Linked DNA regions of Homo sapiens: region 2 is linked to region 1. Evidence: read pairs that join two places in POLR2A ChIA-PET (ENCODE). Cell type or tissue: K562. All regions are shown on one strand. Links, peaks and the distances in the headings refer to the core of each region. The heading gives the core; the rest is flanking DNA. Region 1 has its middle 8.1 kb from the start of CD247. Region 2 overlaps POU2F1 (POU class 2 homeobox 1).

Evidence for each region. Peaks named below come from ENCODE experiments on the same cell type or tissue, not always from the same donor. Only the 100,000 strongest peaks of a DNase experiment are listed, where the experiment ranks them.
Region 2: POLR2A ChIA-PET joins it to region 1 with 5 read pairs; 3 of 35 experiments call an interaction of 5 or more read pairs at or near these places.

Annotation. Positions count from the first base shown.
Region 1 is chr1:167,523,987-167,529,369 of GRCh38, forward strand. It overlaps the pseudogene AKR1D1P1. Among named protein-coding and RNA genes, the nearest start is that of CD247, 8.1 kb to the left of the region's middle. In K562, for the core only: no CTCF peak of the experiment used is centred there; DNase peaks (open chromatin) are centred at 875 and 2,905.
Region 2 is chr1:167,370,043-167,375,425 of GRCh38, forward strand. POU2F1 (POU class 2 homeobox 1) reads left to right here. Exons shown (of 16, transcript NM_002697.4): 4 at 119-172; 5 at 1,875-1,994; 6 at 4,066-4,254. Among named protein-coding and RNA genes, the nearest start is that of CD247, 150 kb to the right of the region's middle. In K562, for the core only: no CTCF peak of the experiment used is centred there; no DNase peak of the experiment used is centred there.

The sequences.
Region 1 (5,383 bases), core at 230-5,229:
TCCATTCAATGAAATAATACTGAACAATAAAAAGAAATAAACTGCTAGTGCACACAACATGGCTGAATCTCAAAATCAATATACTGAGTGAAAGAGGCCAGGCAAAAAGAGTACATATTGAAAGATTCTACTTACAGGAAATTCTACAAAATCTGAATTAATCTGTTGTAACAGATTTCAAACCACAAACTAAGAAAGGTACTTGCAGCACTGTGACAAAGGGCTTAGTTCCTTAATACATAAAGAGCACCTAAACATTATTCAGTTTTAGCAAATAATTTTCAAGTGTCCACCAGGTGCCAAGCATGGTACTATACACTGAAGATATAACTGGGAGTTAAATAGACAAAATCCTTGCCCTCGTGAAATGTTCAAGCTGACGGGAGTCTAAAACAACGTTAAAAAAATGAGAAAAGGACTTGAACAGAGAGTTCATGGGAAAAAAAAGTAACACATAGCTGTCAAATGAATGAAAGATTACCAAAATCACTCATAGTAGGAAAAAATCGAAATTAAAATTACAATGAATACATATCAGATTGCTATCAGCTTCTCCACTGGGTTCCGTCTTCCTTTGCTTCCCAAGGAAATTGCCCCAGATATTCTCTTTTTTCTCTCCTGCATGTCAGTATTTTCCTCTAAATTGGATCATTCCTATCTGTATACAAGCATGTTATTTCTCTCATCTTAAAAAACTCAAAGACTTATATAGCATTTGCACATTGGAACTTGCCATATTTCTTATCGCTTTGGGAATCCAGTCTCCACACTAAGAAGCCTGTATTAACCCGCTGGAGACACGTGGCACAGCTGACAGCCAGCGCTGACTTCCAGACAAGTAAGGCTCTCTTACATCATCCAGACCCAGCTGAACCAACAGAGGACTGCAGCCACGTGGGTGACACCAGATGAGACCGGACAAAGCACTGCCTGAGTCCAGCCTAAGTTGCTGGCCGACAGAATCATGAACTAAAACGGTTGTCGTTCTAAGCCACTGAGTTTGGGAGGATTGTGACATACCAAATGATAACAAAATACTCAATATCCCCATATCAATCTCAGGAATTGCCCTAATTGGCCCACCTTGGGCCATATGCCCACTTTTTGGATAAACCAGTGCTTCCAGGGGGTCAAGACGAGATTGGAGCTGGAAAACTCTGGTTTACAGCCTTAGCAGAATCATTCGTAATAGAAGAAATGAGGGGAAAGGATTCTGGGCATATATAGAACAATGACTGTCCACGACAGCCAGCCTTGCCCTGGTGTGTGCAGTGGGATGGGGTTGGCAACTAGAACGAGGCTCACGCTTTGCAGAGGGGCACACAGGCAAGGCCCAGAGCTGGAGCTGAGAGGAAGCTGGATAGAACATGATGACCTGCAGCTGTGAGTTTCTCATGGTGGAAGCTCTGGCTCTTCCTCATGATTGAATCCCTGCTTCCTGATATATTTTGGTGGGTGGGTAGATGGATAGATGGATAGATGCATGCATGCATGGTTGGATGGATGGATGGTTGGGCGACTCAGTGAGTGAGTGGCTAGATGGATGAATGAGTAGGAGGGTGGCTGGTAACATTCAGGATGGCAGGAAGTCCAATACTATGTAGGAGGATGCCCCAACTTCCTCTCAGGAAGAGCACAGTAAGGGAAACCCAGAAGCTGGTGAATGGAGATTTTAGCTGGAAAAGTTGTCATTGTCATTACAGAGAAGGGCCCCTGCCATTGAGGGGCTGACTGGAAAATTGGGTAGCGTAAAGAAAATGTAAAGACAAGGTATGGGGGAAGGGACTGGGGCTCAGGACTGGGACTGAACTGATGGAAGCCAAATGGCTACAGCTACAAGCAGGAACAATTTAAAGTGTAGGGCCAAGCAGAATATAAGCAGCCATGTGGTAAGAGGAAGATGCTGGTGCTAAATAAATTCTCATAATTCTCCAAATAAGTAATGCTGGTGAAGTAATTATTTTAACTTGTCCAGCATCTTTCCCCTCCCTTTTTTGGAAGCAACCTCGTTTCCCTTGGAGGGGAGCGCATATTCCCTCAACGGAGTGGGATGTATGCCGCTGGCTGGCTCCCGGTGTGGGCATGGACCCTGTGACAGCCAATCAGGCATCATATCCTTCTGTCTACAAAGACCGGCTCAGGGAGGGCCCATGAGAGCCATTTTCAAGATTCTTGCTGGAACTCCAGGGAAAGGGGCACCATTTTCCCGTAGAGAATGGTGACCGTGGGGTAGTGCAGCCTGCAGCAGTGGAGGCCGTCTATTTCCCACCGGGAGAGAGCCTGACGGGATGAGGCCAACAAGAGGGAAGCAGAGCCCAGAGACAGGAAGAGAAGGATGGTTCCCATTTTGCCCCCTTGTCAGTCACAGGAGCCAATAAATACCCCTTTTTGCTCTTTGGGTCGATTCATCAGAATTTAGTGGGAAAGCTTTGTCTGCACCTAGAGGAGAGGTTGTTCTGAGGCGCCAACGTGCTTCAGGTGAGCTGGGTCTCTTCCCACAACCACTTGCTCCCAAGGGGCCCTCCCAGGATTCAGATTTCCCTGGGGTTCTTTCTCTACAACAGCTCCTTCTAGGCAACAGGGACTCGGCACTGAGCCTCGCAATTCCCTGGCTCCTGATCATCAGAGAAAACAGCACAAAAAAGAGGATTGGTCTCTGTCCCTTGGGGTGTCCAGAGACAGCCTCTCCCAAGACCCCTGTGAGGGGAAGCACTTCCCTAGCCCTTGAGACCCCAGCATGTTGACCCAGGCCCTGTGCCTCCCTTCAGCTGACTGGTCCAGGGCTGGCAAGCAGCTGGAGGCCCACACAGGCTATTCCCTCACAAAGTGCATTTCTGCTGGCAGGATCCCAGCCAAACACCTCGGTGGAGCCTTGTCTCTTCAGCCTCAACCCGAGGTTTCCCCAGTCATAGCCTGTGTATGAGCCCCTCCTTTTGTGACCGCAAGCCTTGGCTCACAGGAATCCTTTTGCCTGAAGGCCCTTCTCTCCTTTCCCCAACCCAGGAGCTTGGTCTCGGACAAGGTGTAAATATCCCTTCACTGTGAAGCCTGGCTCACACCTACTAAACCTATTAGCTATGTCCATCGCATATTGTTTAGTGCTGTGTTAAAAAACACTTGTCACTTTTTGCCTTGGTTATTTGTTTACACAGATGTTCACACAATGATAATCCAAGCTCTTCAAGAGCATGGACGGAGTTTTATTCATTTTGTAATCTTTAGTGTCCAGTACATAGTTGGTATTTAATTTGAGAGAGAGAGAGAGAGAAAGAAAGAGAGAGAGAGAGAGACCAGACCATTCCTGACCCGAAAACCAGATGGGGTAGAGAGCAGCAGGAAACAAAATTTAAATGCTCTCTGGGAAGTTCAGTCCCCGGGGTTAGAGACCATGTCTTAGGCAATTTGAATGGCCAGAACTGAATGCAGTGCCTGGAACATAAAAGGTGCTCCGTTAAAATTTACTGAAGGAATGAGGGGGCATGACCCCAACTACTGTTATCGAGAGGGGAATGAGGGGAATGGGTTTGCAGAAAGGGCCAAGCATCCCTTTAGTGACAATCCCAGGTAGAATCTGCCTTCTAAGATGCTACATTTGGGCCAAGCATGGCCCCCTCCCACCACCACCTGCACACAGATCCACATCTTATGGCTCTGATGGACTCCTTGGGCTCCATGACTCTTTCATGTCTGACCAAAGCTGGAGGAGAGGGCAGAGCCTAAAGAGCCTAAAGGAGCCCCCACCGGCTGGGAGTAGAGGCTGAGGAAACTGACATATCAGTAACTGCTGGTCCTTTTTTTTTTTTTTTTTTTTTTTTTTTTTGAGACAGGGTCTTACTCTGTCACCCCAGGCTGGAGTGCAGTGGCATGATCACAGCTCACTGCAGCCTCGACCTCCTGGGCTCAAACGATCCTTCCACCTCAGCTTCCTGAGTAGCTAGGATCACAGGTGTGTACTGCAACACCCAGCTAACTTTTTCTGCTGTATTTTTTGTAAAGACATGGTTTCACCATGTTGCCTGGGCTGGTCTTGAACTCTTGAGCTCCAGTGATCGACCTGCCTCAGCCTTCCAAAGCGCTGGGATTACAGGTGTGAGCCACCACGCCCAGCACCAGTCTTTATCTGAGCTGAATTTGGCTGACTTTGAGTGTGGCCCAGGATATGACTGCATATAGAATGTAATTTCAGTGGATTTCTGATCCCTAAAACACACCCTCTCCACTCACCTACTAATATCCACCCAAAAATACATGCTTAGAGAGTCACTCTTTTGGCTAAAATTATAATAATGGTGTGTGGGAGCTGGCTGATATCAGCACATGAGAGCCAACTGTTAAATTTTCAGGAATTTTCCCAGTTGGTTGTTAAATCATTGGTAACTTGAAATTGGCTGTGGTGGGGGCAGACATTATACATGAAAGTTCATTCTGTATGCCCCAGCACACCACTGACTAAACACTTTTCTTCCATTCAGAAGCAAATGCCCTTGAGAGATATATAAAGCCTTATCAGTTATTTATACCTTTGTGTTAAATACTGAGTCACAGACCATTGTCCCAGTTAGATGGGGACTGGAAATCATTAATCTAACCTTTATTTAGTAAATGAGAGAATTGAGACCCAGAAAGGTAACATGACTTACTGAAGATATAGAATTAGCTAGTTTCAGAGTCCAGACTGCAACTGAAGTGCTCTGATTCTCAGTAAACGGGATGCCATAATAGACATTATATGCTTATATTTACACCCAGCATCCCTTCCTCCCCCCAACCCCCATATTAACCCTGGCCAGACCATGCAGTACAAGTGGAGCTAACCCCTAGCCTGTCTGCGCTCAGGGATGGTCACATGACTAAACCTGCTCCATTAGAGTATTCTGTCTTCCTCGCCATTGTAACTGATTAGGGGAAGAACATATTAATGCAGGGATGTTTTTGTAGGCCTGGCATCAAGACCCCCATCTTCTAGCAATAGTATCAATTTTGCTTTGAAGAGTCAACTATTCTCCACGATTATAATCTCTTTTTTTTTTTTTTTAATGGAATCTCTCTCTGTCGCCCAGGCTGGAGTGCAGTGGTGCAATCTCGGCTCACTGCAATCTCCACCTCCCAGGTTCAAGCAATTCTCTGCCTCAGCCTCCTGAGTAGCTGGGATTACAGGTGCCTGCCACCACTCCCAGCTAATTTTTATATTTTTAGTAGAGACGGGGTTTCATCATATTGGTCAGGCTGGTCTCGAACTCCTGACTTCAGGTGATCTGCCTGCCTTGGCCTCCCAAAGTGCTGGGATTACAGGCGTGAGCCACCGTGCCGGCCGATTATAATCGCTTGATGAGGCTATCAGGTAATGTCAATCAGCTGCTTTCTCCCCGGACTTTAAATCTTA
Region 2 (5,383 bases), core at 319-5,318, 150 kb before region 1:
ACTTCTTTGTCTTCTCAGTTCTAGCTCGGTGACACATAGTAGACTTTATTTAGTGATGACAACCCCTTGTGATGAATGTCAACAGTATTAAACTAGAACTTCCCCTGATTACTTATAGGTCCAACTCGCTGGAACAAGTTTACAGGCTGCTGCTCAGTCTTTAAATGTACAGGTAAGCTGGGACCTGGGATTATGGGTCAATCTTTTATTTATTTTTTCTTATATTTTTCTGTAGTGAGCATATATTTTATAATAGGAAATGCTTAGAAGTATTACCTTTTCAAAATTAGTGAATCTCGTGAAGATTCAAATAATGATAATTATTACCATTAATGAAAATCAGTTTTATATTATGCTACTGTGCATGAACCAAAAATGGACAGGAAAAGTCTACTTTCAAAGTTGTATGTGTAAGTTCAGTAAAAATGTTTCTAAGTTATACTGCTATAACACATACCTAAACACACAGCCTGAAAGTTCTCTTAAATGCCAGTTTGTTTCCAAAAGACTTGTTATTTATCATTTTTGATGTCTTAGGGAGACCTTATAGGGAAGAGGAAAGAACACTGGACTGAGACACAAGGGTCTTAGGTTTGCATTCTCATTCTGCCACTGACTAGCTGTGTGACCTTTGGCAAGTCACATAACCTCCTTGGGTTCAGTTTTTCTCATCTGTACTTAAGTGGGGACATTTATAAGATTGCCAGGGTTCCTCTCCATCCTAAAATGTTAGGCTTCTAATAATTGTAATTAAACCTGTTTGTAGATGTTGGTGGATAGACAATCAAAATCTTAAAACTTAAATCTGGCCACTTTCCTTCTTTGAACCATATGGCACAACATGCAAAGTTCAAGTGTTAGACATTGCCCTCTTAATATTTCTATCAACCTGCTGGTTCCTTTCATTATAGTGTTTAGGTAACTAGCAGTCAAGAGGGAAAGACAGTATTATGGAAGATTGATTTCAGTGTTGCTAATGACTAAAGACCTTGGGTTGAGCATTTCATGAAACCCAGTTGAATATGGACCTAGTAACACGTAGGAACAAGGAGAGAAAAGAAAAAGAGATAATGTGACCTTACTTTCTGAGGGAGAGGAGGCGGAAAATTGCCTTGGTTGCCATGGTAAACTTTCATCCCTTAGAGAGATGTTGGCAAACAGGCTGTATCTCCAGTGCAGAATGTTTACAGTCCTGCACTGTAATTATCTCTCAATGACTGGCAGAATTAATCAGAGCATTTATGTTAATTAGCCTTGCTGCAGTCCCCAAAACAGGTGGTGAGAAATATGCAAATCTATGCAGAATTTTAATGCTTTGCATAACCAGTTTTAATTACCGTAAAATTTTCTCTTCGTGCCCCTCTCTCTTGACTGCAGCATTTTCTCTCTGAGCTTGTGTGTTAGTTGATGGGAGTTGCTAGATTTACCGTTCTGTAAAATATTAGGTGGAAAGTTCTGTGGATCAAGTGATCATTCTCTGAGATGGTATATGGAGAAGTTTCAGACTGACCACCAGGTGTATGTTAAAATATTGGTTTGGAAGGTCTAATGTAGAGGTGAATTGAAAATATATTCTTCCCTTTACCCCCTATTTCTAGAGTTGAGGAATTGGGGGCTATGAAAAAAATCTATAAATTTGTGGGGGATGACTTTATTTTTAAAAATTGTAATAGCAGCTTTGCTGGCATTAGAATTAACAAGTTTAAAAACTTGGTATGTGAAACTAGGAAAATACAAATAAAAGAAAGGAGGTAAACCAGAACTCATGACTGAATAAGCTCATGTTTTAAATGATTCCTAAAAGATGGGGTTTTAAGTACATTTCTTTTAATCAACCATTTGCAATCTTTTATTTCCTACCCACCCCACCTCAGTCTAAATCTAATGAAGAATCGGGGGATTCGCAGCAGCCAAGCCAGCCTTCCCAGCAGCCTTCAGTGCAGGCAGCCATTCCCCAGACCCAGCTTATGCTAGCTGGAGGACAGATAACTGGGGTAAGTGTTCACTGAGAGAATTATAACAAACTTTTTCTGTGTCAGAACTGCCATTGGCCAATAGCTGATTAGAATTGTTCACCATAGCTGGTAGTAACATGGCTATGCCTGGCACTATTGTGTCTTTAAGGAACTTCCTACACTGTAGGTAGTAAGTTGCTCTGAAAAAGGAATTATCTTTGTCGTAAGTTTTCAGGATATCTTTTATTAGAATTGTGGATGCTCTGGATAAATTAAAAACCTTATTAAACCCCTGTTTCAGGTGTTGCTTCATCATGCAATGGAGTAATTATCATATGGTTGAGATCATTACACTGAAAATGGCAGTTATCCATTTGGCATTAAGACATCACTGCAGGGTAGAAGTTAAAGAATGGATTAGTACCTGCAAAAGAAAAACATTTTTCTTTAAGTTACTGTGTAATGATCTAAAATAAAGCATGTGGCTTCATATCCTAGCTCTGCAACTTACCGTATGGCCTAATTACTTCATTTCCCTCTACCTGTTTTCCTTCTGTTAAATGGAGATACTAATAATACCTATCTCACATTACTGTTGTAAAGATTGGAGATAATACATGTAAAACTTATAGAACGGTGCTTGGCATGTAGCATTCAACAAATATTGTTTATTTTTGTACTTGATCTTAGCCAAAAGGCTGAGACGTTCTGTCATTTATTTTTTATGGTTAATAAATTGGCCTGTTTGGCTATATTAAGCTTTTAAGTTTTCAGCTGTCTTTTCTCTAAGGCACCATTCAAAATATTTTTCCAATGTTGAAAATTTGTGTATTAAATTATCTTTGTGGGGGTTGGTTTAGGGCAATGGTAAGGAATAGTTTTTATTCAATTCACATCACATTAACTCCCAAGAATTTCCTAGGGTTTTTTGTTTTCTTTCTTTCTTTCTTTCTTTTTTTCCCAGTTAAGTGTGTTTTGTCAGTGGACAACTGTTTTAAGAACTGTTGCAAAATTGTTCACAAAATCCCATGAGTAGAGATGTATGTATATATATATTATGTAAAAATTAAAAATATATCTATACTTTATATACACACATATCCCTTGAAGGGTATTGAGTTTTTGAATGGTTTGGTTTTGAGCCTTATGTTTCTAATGCACAAATTGTGTTTGATTCTTTTAGAGGAGGTTGTGGCACTAAGTGACTGTACATATACTTCAGAAAATTATGGTTCCATCTTGTTTGATCAATCAGAACTTGTCACCAAAAGAAAAGTAGAACACATTTACTACTTTAAGTGTGTTTGAAATAAGTTGCATTATGAAAACAACTTTAAATATGCTCTAAATACATTTCCTACTTTACTATTTGGGTCTTGTTTTTGGTGACTAGTGTCTACAATAGTAAGAGGGAGTTGGGATTCTAGGTTCCTTTGGCTGGAGCTTCTGTTAAACCTGGGCATTAGGGTTCATTTGCATGTAAAGAGAACGGCTATCACCACCTGTTTCATAGAGATAATGTGTTGGAAAGGAGATGTAAAGTTGCAGAGACTCAGTGCTTTCAATAACAGAAAAGATTGTGTTAGGGAGGGGCCTGTAGGGAGACTTGGAAAAGAAACAAATGGAGCTCATATTCTTTAGTCATATCTTTGGACTTAATGGAAATGATGGAATATGGCAGGGATTCATGCTAATGGGAAGCAGCTGGGCCTTATCAGTTCTTTCCTTGGTTATATCCAGCATCCTTGTTCCTCATTCATCTGACTAATCACTTGCTGTTTGGTTGTGTGTAAATGTATTTTCATATCTTGTCAGTGGTGATTCTTTTTTTTTTTTCTTGCTTACTAGTTAATTACTTTTTTGCCCAAACCCTAGGGCCCTGGACAAGCTTGAATGATTAAGTCCATAGTGGGGACCACCATTTTAATTTAAATGTTCTGCTAGTAATGGTAGTTTGATCACTGATGAACATTTTAGCTGTCTGCTAAGCAAGTGAAGTTGGGTAGCTGGGGACTGATATCATTTGAGTTACCTATTTTAAAGCAGTTGGCTTGCATTAGGAGACTTTCTCCTTCAACACTTTCCCATAATGTGTTCTGGTTTTGTTTAGCTTACTTTGACGCCTGCCCAGCAACAGTTACTACTCCAGCAGGCACAGGCACAGGCACAGCTGCTGGCTGCTGCAGTGCAGCAGCACTCCGCCAGCCAGCAGCACAGTGCTGCTGGAGCCACCATCTCCGCCTCTGCTGCCACGCCCATGACGCAGATCCCCCTGTCTCAGCCCATACAGATCGCACAGGTGAGTGAGGAACTCCAATAGCTGGGGCAGCAAGTGAGGAATAAAGTGGCAGGTTTTATTTAATGTTAGATTAACTTTTTGATTGTTAGTGTGGGGCCTTAACTGCCTGAGGAGCTCTAGATCAGTGAGGTAAGCGGTACCCTTCCTTACCACTGAATTAGAAATAATGTTTGTTTGCTTATTGTAGTTGATATTGTAAACATATAGCTGATTATTTGAATAACTGACTTTATATTAAGTGACAATTCTTGAATAATTAGCTGGCATATTTTTGAAGCAGGGGATTACTGTATTTATTTTAATTAGCTAATTACAGCAGACATGGATTTTTTTTCATGTGCTCTGCGGTGAATGTTGCCACCCATGTGTGAGACAGTGAGTCATCTCTGCTATGGAGTGATTAACATTATTGCATTAGAATGTTGTTTGGTTTCAATTTTCACATTTTAGGGCAAAGTATCTAGAGATAATAAAAATTTATTTAAGAAGCGCCAGGCGCGGTGGCTCACGCCTGTAATCCCAGCACTTTGGGAGGCCGAGGCGGGCGGATCACTAGGTCAGGAGTTCGAGACCATACTGGCTAACACGGTGAAACCCCATCTCTACTAAAAATACAAAAAATTAGCCAGGTGTGGTGGCAGGTGCCTGTAATCCCAGCTACGCGGGAGGTTGAGGCAGGAGAATAGCGTGAACCCAGGAGGTGGAGCTTGCAGTGAGCCGAGATCGCGCCACTAAAAAAAAAAAAAATTAAGAAGCATACACAATAGTACCAAGGAGGAAAATAAATAAAATCTTTAATCTCAAGAAGAGGAAAAAGGTATAAGTAGATATATCAGTAAAATATATGAAGAGTTATTATGAGTCTAATTGTTAGACAGCTGTCTTTATCCGTCTCAGAAAAGACTCAGAAATGGACTTAACTTGTAGCAAGAGTTTGACTAACCATTTAAAAAGAACTAATTAACTGTAAGAGTAGAGAATAAATATCAGACTAGTCTTTATACAATCTTTATCAAGATAATGTTTTGATTTTGGCCACTTTCTCATCACCAAATAAATGTTTTTAGTGCCTAAGCTGTGAGACCCTATATTAACATTAGTCTAAATAAGATAACGTTCATGAAAACAC